2 separate regions of the Mus musculus genome follow, and region 2 is linked to region 1. The links are chromatin loops, found by intact Hi-C in ENCODE. Cell type or tissue: heart. All regions are shown on one strand.

Region 1 (8,000 bases):
CATCCCAACCCTTTGTTGTCCAGAAGGCTTCTTGGAACCTGGCTGGCACCTCTACTTGGGAAATTTTCTTCTTTGGCTTTATTGACAATATTTTCTATACCTTTAGTGCTGATGTCTTCCACTATGCCCATCACTGGAAGATTTGATCTTCTCAGGGCGTCCCAGAGGCCTCTCGTATTCTGTCTGTGTTTTTCTTTTTTTATCAGAGATCTTTACAAATGGTTCAGTCCTCCCTCTTCTCTTGCAGCCTTGGTGTTCCGTTTCCTGTGATCCACTCTGCTGCTGAGGCTCGCTCCTCAGCTTTTAATTTGGCTTATTGAGTTTTCATTTCTGACATAATTTCGTTTTTTTTTTCTTCAGTGATTCTATCTCTCTATTGAATTTGATTTTTATATCTTGGATTGACTTCCTTCTTTCATCCAGCCCTTTGCATTTGTTCTCCTGGAATACACTCGTTGGGTTGTTGCATTATAATTATAATTATTTTTAAAAATTCTTTGACTGGAAGTTCTTCCAGGTTTTTCTTATTCGGAGTCCTCACTGTGGGCTTAGTGATCTCTGAGAGAGGTGTCTTGTCTCTGTTTTCTTACGTTCTGTGAGTTCTGTCCTGGGGCTGGCTCATCTGTTAGTTTGTTGGTTGAGTTCTTTTTCTCTCCTGTATTTTGTATGAATGCAAGTCTCCCCTTTTCTTTCTGTGCTGGCATTTGCAATGTTCAGGAGATGGCTAAAGTCACAGTAGGGTTCAGGTGCCATTTCCTTCTGCAAGTCTGGTGTTTAGGGTCAGAGATTCTGTCACCAGCCCCCCTCTGAGGGTCAGGTCTTGTCCTGTGTTAGCTCAGGCCTCCTGCTTGGGTCTGCAGCTTTCACTGAGCCACGGAATTCCCTGTGTATCTATGACCTTGTCCTCAGTCAGATCTGGTCCCTTCCTGGGCCTGTACCATCTCGTGAAGAGAATGCCACACATGGAACTTCCTGTAAGTCCCTCATCTTTCTTTACAGCTGAGTAATATTCCACTGTGTTTATACGCATCTTCCTTATCCACCCAGCAGTTAATGGATAGTTATCATTTGCTTTTTTTCTTAGTACGATAGGTTTGGTAAGCGGCACCACAAAAGTTTATGAAGATTTATTTATAATTATTTTTAGTGTGTGTGTTTGTTTGTATGTGTGTGTATGTTGTGTATGTGTGTGTGTGTATGTGTGTTTGTATGTTATGTATGTGTATGTGTGTTTGTTTGTGTGTATGTGTATGTATGTGTGTGTGTTTGTATGTTATGTATGTGTGTGTGTGTATGTGGGTATGTGGGTATGTATGTATGTGTGTATGTGTGTGTGTTTGTATGTTGTGTATGTGTGTGTATGTGTGTTTGTATGTTATGTATGTGTGTGTGGGTATGTGGGTATGTATGTATGTGTGTATGTATGTTATGAATCCCCTGGAGCTGGAGATTGTGAGCCACCCAACATAGGTGCTGAAAATTGAACTTGAACTTGAAATCCTCTTAACTGCTGAACCATTTCTCCAGCTCTGTTGAACATTTTTTTTTTTTTTTTTTTTGGTGGTGGTGGTGGGGGGTGTTTGGAGACAGGGTTTCTCTGTGTAGCCCTGGCTGTCCTGGAACTCATTCTGTAGACTAGGCTGGCCTTGAACTCAGATATTTGCCTGCCTCTGCCCTCCTCCGCTGCTCCTCCAGTGGCTGGGGTTAAAGTCATGCGCCATTGCTGCCCAGTCAATAAACATTTTTATGTTGGCAAATTCTTCAGGCTTCCTCTCTCTCTAAAGTCCTTGCTCCTCTGTTCCCATACTAGGTGCTCAGGAAATGTCGGAGACTTAGATTAGTTGAAAAGAGACACCAAGTAAGTTAGACTTTGGCAGGCCTTTGTCCCTTGGGCCCCTCGCTTGGGGTTCATACCCATCCGGCCATCTGATCCTCCTTCCTGTGGTAGGGGTTGGCCTGTGCCCTACAGGGGCCCGTGAGCTTTCTGGTCTGTGATGGGCAGAGAGACTGGGCAGATTTTCCTGTAGGCAATCCCCATGGGCTGACTCACTGAGAGCCGGTCCCAGCCCCATGAGACTGGTGCTATTATTAGTCTTGTTCCGGAGGTATGAAAACTGAGTTCAGAGAAGTGATGTGCCTTGCCCAAGGCTACACAGGAAGGGGCAGACATTCAGTCGACTTGGCTGAAACTGTTAAAACGTTCAGGTTCTATCGTGGCTCTGGAGATCTGCATATCTCTTGGGATGGAGCCCAAGCTTGTCAGTGTGGCATGCAGGCTTCTCTGGCCTCCGTCTCTTTCATCTATTAGTGTAACCTTGGAGCGGAGCCCATTTTCTTTGGAACTCTCCATGCATATTCACCGTCCCTGCAATTAGGATGGCAACAGTGTGCTCCTTCAGACTTTCTCAGCCCCAGGTTCTGTAGTGTGCTGAGATGCTGGGTCAGAAAGCCCCTGGCTTTGCTGGCAGGCTCATGGAAGTTCAGAGGTGGAAGAGCTTGCCAAGGCCCACAGTGGGCAGCAGAGCTGGATTCTGCTTCCAGATCATGGGGACTCTGAGGGTCACAGGCATCCCTTGCACCCCCACCCTTGCTGCTATTTTGCCATCTCAGTCTGGATGGTCCGTGTGCCCATGCACTTCTGGGATGCTCTGAGTTCTCCACCATAGCCCAGATTACCCTCACCCCCACCCCTCCAGGCTCCCAGGACTCTGGTTGGCTCTTATCTAGCTGCCTGGCCTTCTTCCTTGTTGGTAAGCCATCCAATGAAATCTGAGGTCCACCCTGTCTTCCTTAAGTGACCAGTTCTGAGCTGGCATTGATCAGGCCCAGAAAAGGTGGAACAGCAGCAGGGGCAGAGACCTGCCTCCTTGGGAGACACGGCAAGCTGGAATAGAAACCAGAGGCCCACAACATCCAAATACTGGCCAGGTGTCCCTTACCCTAGGATGAGGCCTTGTAATTGTTACTATCCTGGCAGAGGGTACTCAGAAGTCCCTGTCCTTTGATGCTCCCAGGGGCCTGGAGCCAAGGACACTCTGTCCCCCCTCCATCCCCAAAGGATGTTCTCAAGATAAAAATATCCTAGAAACATTCCCTGGCATCTGGTGCCCGTTGTCTACCCTGGTGGGGCCACAACAGAGCCCTGGCTTCAACCTCAGGCTCACAGAGTACTGTTCACTCCTCCAGGCCACCCAGCACAGCCAGTCGTTGGGGTTAGTGTCCCACTCATCTCTAGGCTTATCTAGTCAGAGCTTGCGGGGTACTCTCTGGGGCTCAGATACCTTGGCAGTGGGGAGCAAGAGGGCTGAGTCTACCCTGGGGAGATGCTGGGTGTCTTTTAAGGGATATCCAGACAAGTACCTGGGACCTCCTTTCTGTTCTCAGCTGTCCAGGTGGGGACACATCTGGGGTGTCACATCTGAGCCAACTCTCTTCAACACTGGCGAGGACCCTTACATGCCATGCGGCCACTGCGTGCCAAGAGTGGGAGCTAGGATTCTGTTTATCACATGATACTTGCTGAGGTGTGTGGAGTCTGAAGTCAGGGAAGGGCCCCTCCAGATCACAGTTTGCCTATCATGCTCCCGTTTACTCCTAGCTGGGCCAGGCCCTGTTCCCCGCCTTGTGCCTGACTCTCACTTCCTGGTGGCATGCTTAGTTCCATGGGAATATTGGCTGGAGACTGGCTTAGCATGACAAGAGGCCTGGGCCAGCTGAGCCTTGCCCTCACTGGCTGGCAACTGTTTGGGGCCCAACCCTCAAATCTAGAGAACCTTGCTCTGTACTCCCAGCTTTCTAATCTGGGATGGTGACTGCTCCTGGGGATGCATTCCTGGTGAACTGAGGGGCCAGTTTATTGGTAGGTTGCTTTAGCTGCTGCAGGGTAGGGTGAGGTAGGGGCCCTGGACAATGTTTCCATAAATCTGAGGCCACCACCCCCTGGTTTGGTGACCTCGGCAATACACTTCTTTGTAACAAGCCTCGGTTTCCTTATATAGAGAGGAACAATCAGGAGAACTGGAATTGTGAGTCTGGGGCAAGCCCTAGTAGGGAGTCAGCTTGAGAGAACCTGGGACCAGCCAGGTGACCAACAGGAAGTGGGGAGAACAAACTATCCACAGTTCTCAGCCCTGACTCTTCTCCAGAACCTTCTTTAGCTTCTATTGTCCTGTGGCAGTCATCTCCTCCATATAGAGTTCTGATGTGGGTAACTGGGATACGGCCAAACCCCATAGTCTTAATTTCCTGTTATGTCCAGGGGGAGGAACTGTCCTTCAAGGCTGGGCTGTAATGAGCAGAGCTCATAGATCCAAGCACAGTTTGGACTCACTCACAGTTCACAGGTAGGATGTCTCTGCCATGGACATTCCCAGTTGTGTGACATTTGTTCCAGCCTCCTGAGTCTTGGTTTCTTAGGCTAGAAGGGCCAAGAGGCAGACACTGGGTGTAAGGCATCATTGAAGGTGGAGAAGCTTATAGACAGGGGAAGTGACCCCCAGGGCCACATGGCTTGTAAGTGAAAGATCCCCCGATTAGACTATAACTCTGTGTCTCCAAAACTACCATTGTCGCTTGCCCCAGAGGCTTAGAATGTGGGGGTGACTCACCAATCATTTCTTCAATCCCAGCCAGAAAAGCCAGTGTGACAAAGCAGACTTGGGCGTCCCCCGTGAACTCTGCCTGGGAGGTGGAGAAGGTGACAACATCTCAAGGTCCTGGCCTCAGAGGCTCTCAGAGCCCTTTGCATCATCTTCTCCCCAGGCCCACTTGGCAGATAGGTTGGCAGACAGGGGTCCCTTTGACAGATGGAAAACGGATTCTGGACACTGTAGGGTGGGTGTGCACCTAGGCAAGCTCCTGTCTGCCCCCTTTGAAATGGTCCCTGTGCTCCGATTCACTTTCCTATCTGTTCATCTGTGCCACTCATCCAACCCCGCCCCCTGTACTCATTCATTCACTCGCCCACACACCGACCACGGAAATACCATCCATCACACTCTCCACAGCTGCCTGGGGGTGGCATTGGGGAAGCCTGGCAGGAGTGGCTTGAACGCAAGCCTAGCACCCCAAGCCTCTTCATGACCCTGGAGACATTGCCGTTTCTCTGAAAAGGGAAGGGTAGCCATTCCCCAGCCTTGTGCTCCACCTTGAGGATTCTGAAAGATGATGTGTATGAGGTGCCTACCCGGGCCTGGTGTGCGCCATGGCTCTCTCCATCATCAGGGGAGGTTTTCTTGTTCTGCCCTGTTCCAGTGGTGGTGTCCTGGTGTCCTGGTTTGAGCTGCCGTGCTGTGAAGGCATCTAGGGTGAGAGTTATGACTTCTGGGCCATCTGAGGAGAGTATCAGCATCTACAGTAACTCTGCTCAGCTTACTGTAGGTCTAGGAGCAACTGGAGGCCCCATCCCTCCCAGATGGGATCAAGCGCTAGCTGCAGCTGCTTGGTTATTCATGAAGACAGCAGCTGCAGCTCGGCCCTAGAGACAGCTCCAGGTGTGGTCGAGGTCCTGATGCGTACTTGGACAGCTCACCATCCATGGATGGATGCTTGATGGTGCCTCCTCTCACTCCTCGATGGTGTCCCTACTTAGCCAGCTGTTGGTATCCATCCAGTAGCCCCAGATACCCTGTCTGTCTGACATGCATCCTCTCACCCCCACCTCCCACGCTCACCTGATTTCTACCCCTCACCCCGCAGACCCTCCCCACCTCACCCCACCCACACACCCATCCGTCCATTCATCTGACCACCAGAACACCCATCGATCTCATCATCCGCTCTAATTTGTTAGCTGCCCAGCCCTTTCATTCATTACTCACTTCCTTTATCCATTCATCTGCTCAGCCATCCAGCCACCCACCAAACCACCCAGTATCTGGTCACTCCTCTCCAGACGCCCACACATTTGTCAGCCCAGTTTATCCCTCCATCTGCTTGACCACCCACTTGTGCATATATCTGTCTCCTCATTCATGGCTCTATCCCTCCTCATCCTTCCAGTCTGAGCTTTTGCTTTCGCCTTTGCCTTTGCATCTTGAGCAAGAACATTTCTCAGGTTCTCTGTGTCAGGGCCCACACTAGCCTCTCTGGCCTCGGAGGCTGATGGGAGGTGGCGTTAGGTTGAGAGCAACTCTAGGAATGTACAGGCAGCTTCTGGCCCTAATGGGTAGAAACTGGGACAAGAGAATCCAGGTCTTCATAGAATGGGTGGGAGAGGAGAGAGGCTGAGGCACACCTTGGGGAAGAGGTTCTGTATTTTCTTCTTTGCTGGTGCGAGCATCCCGGAGGGAATGGAAATTGGGGCTCACAGAGGCTTTGCGGAAGAGAGACACTAGAGGAGAGGGCAAGAGACAAGTTACCAGCACAGAAAGCTTCATGGGAGTCAAGCTGAGGAAATCCCAGAGGGGAGTGAGCATGGAGGGCGAGGCAGAGAAGGAACAGATAGAGGGGGGATGGGAGGATATGCTATTGATAGGGTTGCTGCTCAGGGCAGGCAGGTGACTGGAGCTAGAACAAGCTGGGAACTAACTGGTTGGGGATTCCCAGCTGAGGGTCCAGCCAAGGTGACACATGGAACATGTGCTTCCCATGCCTGGAGTGGGGAGTGGAGCCATTTACCCACTTACCCTCAGTGGTTTTGGGTCCCAGCCTGCCCCGTGCCTGGGCAGAGTGTGGTCTAACGACCAGAGAGCGTTTTAGGCAAAGAGACATTGATGTGGCTGCTAGAATCAGGGCAAGGACTCTCGGAGTGGTGAGGGCTAGGGGAAGGGAGAGCAGCACTCACCCACCCACCCCCTTGCCTATCTCCCTCAAGCCTAGCACAGGCCTTGAAACAGAAGTCCAGTGTGTGCACTGATCTTGAATGTTTACAGGGGATCGGGGAAAAGGTTGTCTGAAGATTTGACCAGGAAATCTGGCTTGGAAAAAGGGCCAGGGAATCACCTTCTCAGATCTAAAGAAGGAAATGTCAGCTGACCCGATTACTTCTCATTCCCTGAACACCCATACTGAGCTCTTACCAACCAGATGAACCTCCTTACTGGTCTTTGTGGCCCTAGCTCGGGCCAGGCCATCTCTGTAAGTGACCCTTTCTGTTGCCTGCTACCACAGGTTTACCTTCTGGGCAGGACCTGGTACAAGCGAGAACATTGTGTCTCCTCCTGCCTGCCTGGTTTCTCATTTCCCTTGTGATGAAGGCAGCAGGGAGCCTCTCGTGCTAAGACAGATAGGTAGGGACTACATTAGCTGCTCCGGGTACAGTGGGCAAAAGCTCTGTGGTTGATTATTGAAAATGGCCACAGGCACCCATGGAAGGAAAAGGCCCCAGCCAATCCCATGTTTGCCTTCTCTCTACATGCGACCTCCAAGGAGTCTTTTGATGTGGGAGCTTGATTAGACATACCCTGTCCCTTAAAATTCTGCTGTTGTCTGCCAACTTGGGGGCAGTTTGTATTGTATGTTTTATTACCAAATGGGATTGTGGGGTCTGGAGAACTGGTATGGGAATTTGGTGTCACCGAGTCTGCCCTCAGGGCCTGAGGTAATTGATGTTGTTTTCATCTAGGCTCTCCAGAACAGAAACTCCACTCCCTAGCCCTGTGTGGCCCTTGACAAGTGACTCAATCCCCTGAGCTTCAGTTTCCTCCCTGGAAAAGGGGGTTAACCGTCATGGTCATTACGGGGATTAAATCAGTGAGCATGGGAGACTTTCAGACGAGCACCTGTCAGGTAGCAGCAGATAGGGTAGATAGATTTTGACCCTTTCCTCACTCTGGAGGAGCCTAAGGGAGATGGTTCACCTGGTGTTCCTCTTCTAGGGCCCACATCTTCACAGTCAGCATCTTGCTGACATTTAGAAATATGGGCCCAAGCCTTGTCCCAGTTCCTCCCGGATATTAGCGAAACCTGAGGTGCCCAGAGTCTTGGAGACTGGCATGGGATGTCCTGCTCCATCCGGAGGTACCTCCCAGTGACTCCCAGGCTCCACCCTAGGTTAGGTG
Region 2 (8,000 bases), 77 kb before region 1:
CATCTATTTTCCCTTTTCTCCTCAAGGAGGGCATGTCTTATTTTGGAGGAAGTTTCCTAGGTAGAGCCCCAGGAAGCCAAAAAAGAATGTCAGGTGGGTGCTCACTGGTCCCTTGGAGGGGCTGGGTTTCTCATCTGTCCCTAGCTGTAGAAACCCTGCTCTGTCTTACCTCCCAAGCCCTTACTGAGTGTTAAGCTCAGCTCTCAGGCTCCAGGTCTGGGAGGCAGGAAGACAAGTGCATGCTGGGCTGGGTACTCATCTCTCCAGCCAGCAAGCAAAAGGCTGGGGTTGGACTCTATAGGTCTTGCTATGGGATCTCTGCACCCTAGGTCTGATATTGCTTAGGAAACTAAGGTCCAGGGAACAGGAGGGACTTACCCTCTCTCCCAGCACTTGCACGTAAGAGCCATGGCTGACATCACCCGTTGCGTGGTTGAGGCCTGTGCCTTGCCTCCCTTCCGTCAGCCCACAGGAGCCCTGGGGATGGTAATGGCCTTTCCCTCAGAGGAGCTGTTCAGAGAGCAGATGTAGTAGAGCAGCTCCTAGTGTGGGCAGGCGCTTAGACAAAGTAAAGGTGTCACCAACCCAGGTGGCTGGGAACATTTATGCTTATGACAGTCCAGTGAGACAGATGGTTGGGAGTGGCCAGAGACCCTGAGCTGGGGACATGAGATGGTGGTATAAATAGATGGGTGGCCAGGCAGAGGTAGTCTGTAAGCTTCAAAAACTGGGTTCCCCTTGGGTGGGAAGGGCTGTTTGCCAGTGGCTTCCTTGGCTCTTATGGGCAAGCCACAACACTGGTGGCATGGGATAATGTGTGCTCATGTGGCCTGGAGCAGGACCAGCTTTTTCTTGTGTCAGGTGGGGTGGCAAAGTGGCCTGGGGGGAGGCGATGCCTCCGGTAGACATCAGCTGGGGGCCAGGAACTGCACTGGGCGACCACCCAGCTCCAGGGTTTTTATTACTTACTCCTAAGCCAATATTGGGGAAACTGAGGTACAGAGAGGTCATGGATTTGGCCAAAAGCCAAACAGCTAAGAAAGGACAGAGCTAGGATTTGAACCCAGGTCTCCTAGCCACAGATGCTATGAAAGTGGTCATGAGCGCATCAGCCTTTTGGGGACCTCCCTAACCTCTGACCTGTACCTCACTGGACCTCACTTCCTGTTACGCCTCCCTGTCAGTTCACCCGAGCCCCATCATGCATTCCCTTTGACTGGCCGAGGGACTCATGGTGCTCATCTGAAAATAGCCTCTACTTGACCAGATATCCGGGCCTCAGGCCAACTCAGGTGCCACTCCAGGCTCCCTATTCCATGATCTTGGAAGCATACAGGTTTTCCAGGTTCCTACTGGGAACTCCTGTGGAACCTCACCTTGGTCTTGGAAGTGCACCTTGTGGGGTGGGAAGGGATATCATCCCCCCCCTCCTTCAACCCTACCACACCACCCACCTTCCCTCAGGCTCTAAAGCTTCTTTAGGGATTCAGTGTACATCCTGACCCTCCCCCAGCATTCCTCGGGCCCTTCTTCTCCCTTTGATCTGTCTGCCTTGCTGCAGAAGGAGCTATTCATAGCCAAGATGATGCAAAATTTATAAAGTGTGGCTGGCAAGGCTGAAACCGCCCCCAGCGCATGGCACGCGGCCCCCCACCCCCACCCTGGAGGTTGGTTCTCCATGTGAGGGTGTATGTGAGAGTGAATGAGCGTGTGAAAGAGAGTGGGTGTGGAGGGGGGTTGGATTGCTTCACTATTAGACTGCTGTCGCTGTCATGATCCCGGTGGGTCATCGTCCCCTTCCTTGTCCTTCCCCTCCTTTATCTTGACAGGACTGGAGATGGGCCTCTCACTTGTCACTTGGTGTTCTGCCTAATCTGGTTTTGAGCCCTTATTACTTTTTAATTAATTGATTAACTTTGTTGTCATTGGTCTCTGTTTTGAGACAGGGTCTCACGTAGCCCAGGCTAGCCTCAGACTTGTATAGCAGAAATTGGCCTAAGACTCACTTCCCTCCTGCCTCTACCTCCTGAGTGTTGGGATTGTGGGTGTGTGCCACCACACCTGGCTTCAGTGTGCTGTTTTGAAATATGTATGCATTGTGCAACCACTGCTTCCAGCTGAGTGACACTGCGTGACCACACACACTTGTCGATTTATTTTTATTTTTATTTTTTTTTATTTATTTATTTATTTATTTATTTATTTATTTATTTTTTGTGGTGAGCACACTGCTCACTCCTTTCCAAGGCTGAATGACTCTGTCCTGCAGACAGACATGATATTCTCCTCGTGCCTCATCTTGGATAGGAGGAGCTTGCTTTTGTCTTTTGGCTGCTGTGCATGGCACTGTTGCCAAAGCTGGGGCCCGAATTTTCTCTGAATACTTGCTTCAATTCTCCTAAGCAGAGAGACATGCAAATTCAGTTGTGGGTCATAGTCCCATTGCTATGAGGGCCGGTTTTCTTTCTGGTTGAAGCCTTGCAACAATCCTCAGGGACCCTACTACTCCCTACCTCCACCATGCTCCCTGGCCCTGGGTGTGTCTACCCCAGGGCTGCATCCTCTGTATACTTCTCCCTACTTGTTAGCCCCCTGTATTACCTAAAGTTCCAGCCAAGGCCTTGAGCCCACAGGGACAGATGGTAAGGTCAGGATCATGGTGAATGACCTGGTCTAGTGGGTCACAGTCAAGTAGAAACTGAGCCCCAGATCTGTCAGGCCCTTGAGTCCTGGGTTTTTGACTGAAGCTGTGTATCTTCAGTGGGGACACCCGCCCACCTCCCACCTCTGCCTAGGCGTGTCAAGCCACAGGTGGTACACAGCTCATTTTTCTGGAAACTAGTTTTCCTAGGAGATCTGGGAAGAAAACAATCCTAGGTAGACTTTGCTGATTATATATGCCTATGTATATGACTATATATGCCTATATATACTTATATATGCCTATGTACTATAATATCATCTATCTATCTATCTATCTATCTATCTATCTATCTATCTATCTATCTATCTATCTATCTATCTACCTATCTAGCTATCTATCTATCTACCTACCTACCTACCTAAATCCCTTAGTGGGGTATATAGCTCACAGCTCCCCATCAACTTCTGCAGTTGATATCTAGATGGGTGTCTTAGTTAAGTTTGCTATAGCTATGATACGAATCATGACCAAAAGCAACTTGGGGAGGAAACTTTTCTTGTTTTTATTGTTTTCATCTTACAGCGTTTAGGTCACTTTTCATTACTGACATAAGTCAGAGCAGGAACTCTAAGCAGGAACCTGGACGCAGGCTCTGAAGCTGATGCCATGGAGGGGAGCTGCTTACTGGCTTGCTCCCTGTGGCTTGCTCAGACTGCTTTCTTATGCAATTTAGAACTACCTGCCTGCTACTGGCACCACCCAGAGTGGTCTGGCCCCACCACAGCAGTCATTATCAAGAAAATACCATACAGGCTCTTCTGGGGGTCAGTCTGGTGGGGGATATTCTCAATTGTAGTTCCCTCTTCCCAAATGATTCTAGCTTATGTGAACTTGACATATAAACACATCACTATTAAACCATAAACTTCCCGTTTTTGTTTGTCCCAAAGATCTTATATTAATATCACTAGCACAATATAAAATATTCTAACTTCAAAAAGTCCTACAGTCTTTAAAAATTCAAATATTTTAAAAATTCAGCCTTTTGGGCTGGAGAGATGGCTCAATGGTTAAAGAGCACTGACTGCTCTTCCGAAGGTCCTGAGTTCAAATCCCAGCAACCACATGGTGACTCACAACCATTCGTAATGAGATCTGATGCCCTCTTCTGGTGTGTCTGAAGACAGCTACAGTGTATTTAGATATAATAATGAATAAATCTTTAAAAAATAATAAAAAATTCAGCCTTTTAAAAATATCCAAAGTCAACCAGTGGTGGTGGTTTACGTCTTTAATCCCAACACTAGGAAGGCAGAGGCATGTCAGTCTACAGGACAGCCAGGGCTACAAAAACAAACAAACAAACAAACAAACAAACAAACAAACAAACAAAAAACAAACCCAAAACCAAACCAACCCCCCCAAACAAAATAAAAAACAAAACAAAACAACAACAACAAAAAATCCTAAATCTTTCTAAAATCCTAAAATCTCTCTGAAACTCTTGAGTTTCTTTAAAAATTCAAAGTCTCTCAACTTTGGGTTCTTGTAAAAATCGAAATAAGTCACACCCTTTCTACCCCAGGAGGGAAGAACCAGGGAGCAATTATAATTTAGTCAGATCAAAACCGAAGCCCACCAGTGTAAAGCGCAGTGTCCGACTCTGGGACCCGCCCACACCCCTCAGGGTTCCAAAGGCCTGAGACAGCCCCCTTTCTCCTGCTCTGCCATACCCAGCACAACACAGGCTGTCTCAGGATCGGGCTGGCTCCGTTCCGCAGCCACTGCTGTGCTTGGCTGTCATCCCATGGTGCTGGCATCTCTAAAATGCTGGGGCCTCGGCTGCAACTGGGCTGTACCTTCCCAGAGCCTCTCCTGGGCTTTCTTCAGGGACGCTGACTGTCATATTGTAGCAAGCTTAACCTCTCACCATGACCCCTTCAGTCCTGAAACTTCTGACTGGGCTGCACTTCCTCCGATGGCGATGGTGGCTCCTGGTTTCTCCTGGCCCCAAGGCTCAGCTGCTCCCCATGACCTCTTCATGCCTCCAAACCCAGGACTGCCTGGGAGGCTGTGACACATGATCAAGTTTGGCTGCTAGCATGGGGTATATATAGCCCTGGCCCTCTCTGGACCATAGCTTCTGTGTGCTGATCCTGAGGAAATAGTTCCCAGAAAAATCTTGCCTCGATGCTACCTCTTGCTAATCACAGATCACAGCTCTAGCTGAACAGAATCCATTGTCCCCGAAAAAAACAAAGGTTTTGCCTTGACGGTTCTTAGTTCCAAATATCGTGTAAGCGGCCCTGAAACAATCTTTGCTTCCCTCTGAAACATCACAAGGTAGGCCTCCTCTGTCTGCACTGCTGTCAGTCTCATCTTCTAAGTTCCCACAACATCTCTTTAGTTAAGTTTCTGTTGACGTGTTAAAACACCATGACCAAAAGCAACTTGGGAAGGAACAGGTTTCTCTCATCTTAGAACTCCTGGGTCACACCCTTATCACTGAGGGAAATCAGGTCAGGAACTCAAGGCAGGAACCTGGAGACAGGAACGGAAGCAAAGCCCATTGAGGGATGTTTCTTACTGGATTGCTCTTCATGGCTTACTCAAGCTTTTTCTTATGTAACTCATGACCACCCGTTCAAGGTTGGCACAACCCACAGTAGTCTGGGCCCTACCACATAAATCATTAGTTTAAAAAAAAAAAAAGTACTCCTCATGTTTGTCCCAGGCCAATCTAGTAGAGATTTTGTTCAATTACAGTTCTCTCTTCCTAAATGATTCTAGCTTGTGTAATTTGACATAAAACTAACCAACACAGTCAGCTTGCCTCACCACCCCTGAACCTCTGAATCCCCAGACAACAGGAAGGATACCACTGGCCATGTCACCTGGGTGACTAAGCAGCCCTTTACCATTGTTGTAGACATGTAGCTTGCCTGTGGTTTTACTTCCCCGCCCATCAGGGATCATGATTTCTCAGTCAGTAGTCAACCTTTCTATTGCTTTCTGAACAACTATATGCACTCAAAAATGTTCAGCTGACTCACTGGTATTGTTGGGATTCAGACCTGGGACAAACAGCTGAGATACATATTTAACATACCAAAGTGGACCTTGCCTCCAGGTTCTCCCAGCATCCCTCAATCCCTATCTGGTATACCTCACCCTCTACCCTGAACGCTCCAGCACAGGGGCTGGGCTTCCCCTCCTCCGAAGGATTTTTTTCTATACAATCCAGACATTTTGGTCTCTCGTTTCTTGTTCCCTCCCTCTCTTTGTGTGTGTGTGTTTTTTCTCTTTCTCTTCTCCCTCCCCTCTGTCTCCCTCCCCATGGTGACTTCCCTGGCCTTGGTCTTTGTGACCAGAGCACCCACCTGAGAGCCACTTCTCCCTCCTAAAAAAACCCAAAAACTCTGTCTATATACTTTAATCTTTATACTCTACTTGGCTCATTTTACTGGTGGAGAAATAACTTGTCAGATATGTCTTCTTGAGGACCCATAAAAGGAAAACTCTTGGGTGCATGAGACAGAGAACTCCTCGCCCTGGAATCCAGTCAAAGCCTTTCATGACAGGAAGCAAGTGTTCTTCCTATCCTCCAAGCCATCAAACTACATTTTTTACTAGAACTCTTACAGAAAACCCATGTATAGGAAAGGACGTAAACCTTTTGTGCTACCCTAGTAGCCTCCAGTGTTAGCTTCTCAGAGTATCTGTATTTCCATACAAGGTGTCTCCAGCCCTACTCTGTATTCCCATTTAAAAAAGAAGGGAGCCAGGTGTGGTGGTGCATGCCTTTAATCCCAGCACTTGGGAGGCAGAGGCAGGTGGATTTCTGAGTTTGAGGCCAGCCTGGTCTACAGAGTGAGTTCCAGGACAGTCAGGGCTACACAGAGAAACCTTGTCTCAAAAAACAAACAAACAAACAAACAAAACAAAAAAAAGAAAGGAAAGGAAGAATAAAGATCTCTTGGAAACTTTTGAGATATGAACTGAGAGCCACCAAGAAAGTATATGTTGATAAATCTACGGTTTAAATGGATGTAGAAGTTTTCAGTACTTTGGGCTAGAAAAACTTTTGAGCTCTGTGAGTAGAGTTTAACAAGCCATTCTAGTAGGGGCTTGGAAGACGGTAGTGCTGAGAGTAATATGGACTAAGGAGGTCCAGTTCAAAATGTTGTAGAGGGTAACAATATTAGCAGCTGGGCTAGAGATACTTTGTAATATTTTGGTGATTAACACAACTGCCTTTTGCCTGTGTCTTAAGAATTTGCCTGAGGGTAAATTGAAAACTATTGGGTTACTTTCATTGGCAGAAGAGATTTCAAGACAGCCTAATATTGACCCTGTCTTGTGGTTATTAGTAATCTTTTTTATATAGGTTTATAATTGTAAAAAAAACACAACAGCAACTGGTAGCTGAAGACAGGGAATAGATTCAGTCCAAAAGAAAGAGAGGTATGTTGCAATCAGTAAAGCTGGAAGATGGAGCTATTTAAACCCTCGTACATCATCACACATGGAGTTATAGGACTTAGAGTTTTCCTTGCTGAGTTTGTGGTCTTGTTTTGGTCTAGTATTTTCACACTGTACTCCACTTTTTCCCTTTTGGAATGGCATTGTATATTCTGTACCATTGTATGTTGGAAGTATGTAATTTGTTTTTTAATTTTGGTTGTGTAGGGATTTCTAGCTAAGAGATTACCTGGAGTCTCAGAAGAGACTTTGAATGTTTAATTAAAGAGTGTTAAGACTATGAAACATTATGGGGCGCTTTGAAGTTATGCTAAATGTATTTTGCATTATGATATGGCTACAGGCCTATGGGAACCAAGGAATGGAATGTGGTAGTTTGAATGAGAATATCCCCATAGGTTCATAAGTTTGAATACTTAGCTGGTAGTTGGTGGAACTGTTTGGGAAGGAGTGAGAGGTGTGGCCTTGTTGGAGGAGGTGTGTCACTGGGGGTGGGCTTTGAAGTTTCAAAACCACATGCCATTCCAAGTTAGCCCTCTCTGCCCTGATGGTTGGGTCTCAAATTGTAAGCTCTGAGCTATTGCTCCAGTTTATGCCTGCCTGCAGACTTGCTCATCACCTTGATGGTCATGGATTCTAATCCTCTAAAACTCTAAGTCCCAAATAAGCCCATTCTTCTGTACGTTGCTTTGGTCATGGTATTTTATCACAGCAATAGAAAGTAATGGAGATGTGCCTATATTAAAATATTTTTAGTAAAATCTCCAACTCTTTTTTTTTTTTATCATATCTGCTAGTTCCAAAATTCTTCTTGGTATTAAAGCCATGAATCCTGGTTTCGTCTCTAAGAGATTAGTGGAACTCCTTGGACTGC

Evidence for each region. A loop is a pair of places that touch in the nucleus more often than their neighbours do. Peaks named below come from ENCODE experiments on the same cell type or tissue, not always from the same donor. Only the 100,000 strongest peaks of a DNase experiment are listed, where the experiment ranks them.
Region 2: a loop joins it to region 1, with 2.0 times the contacts of the local background. A loop is called at or near these places in 2 of 42 quality-filtered maps.

Annotation. Positions count from the first base shown.
Region 1 is chr11:61,057,768-61,065,767 of GRCm38, forward strand. The region is part of intron 1 of Kcnj12 (potassium inwardly-rectifying channel, subfamily J, member 12); the gene reads left to right. Among named protein-coding and RNA genes, the nearest start is that of Kcnj12, 39 kb to the left of the region's middle. In heart, no CTCF peak of the experiment used is centred here; DNase peaks (open chromatin) are centred at 2,054 and 3,114; H3K27ac peaks cover 260 bases; H3K27me3 peaks cover 272 bases.
Region 2 is chr11:60,980,655-60,988,654 of GRCm38, forward strand. All of the region lies in intron 1 of Gm35681 (a long non-coding RNA gene), which reads left to right. Among named protein-coding and RNA genes, the nearest start is that of Gm35681, 5.6 kb to the left of the region's middle. In heart, no CTCF peak of the experiment used is centred here; DNase peaks (open chromatin) are centred at 1,247, 4,427 and 4,697; H3K27ac peaks cover 900 bases.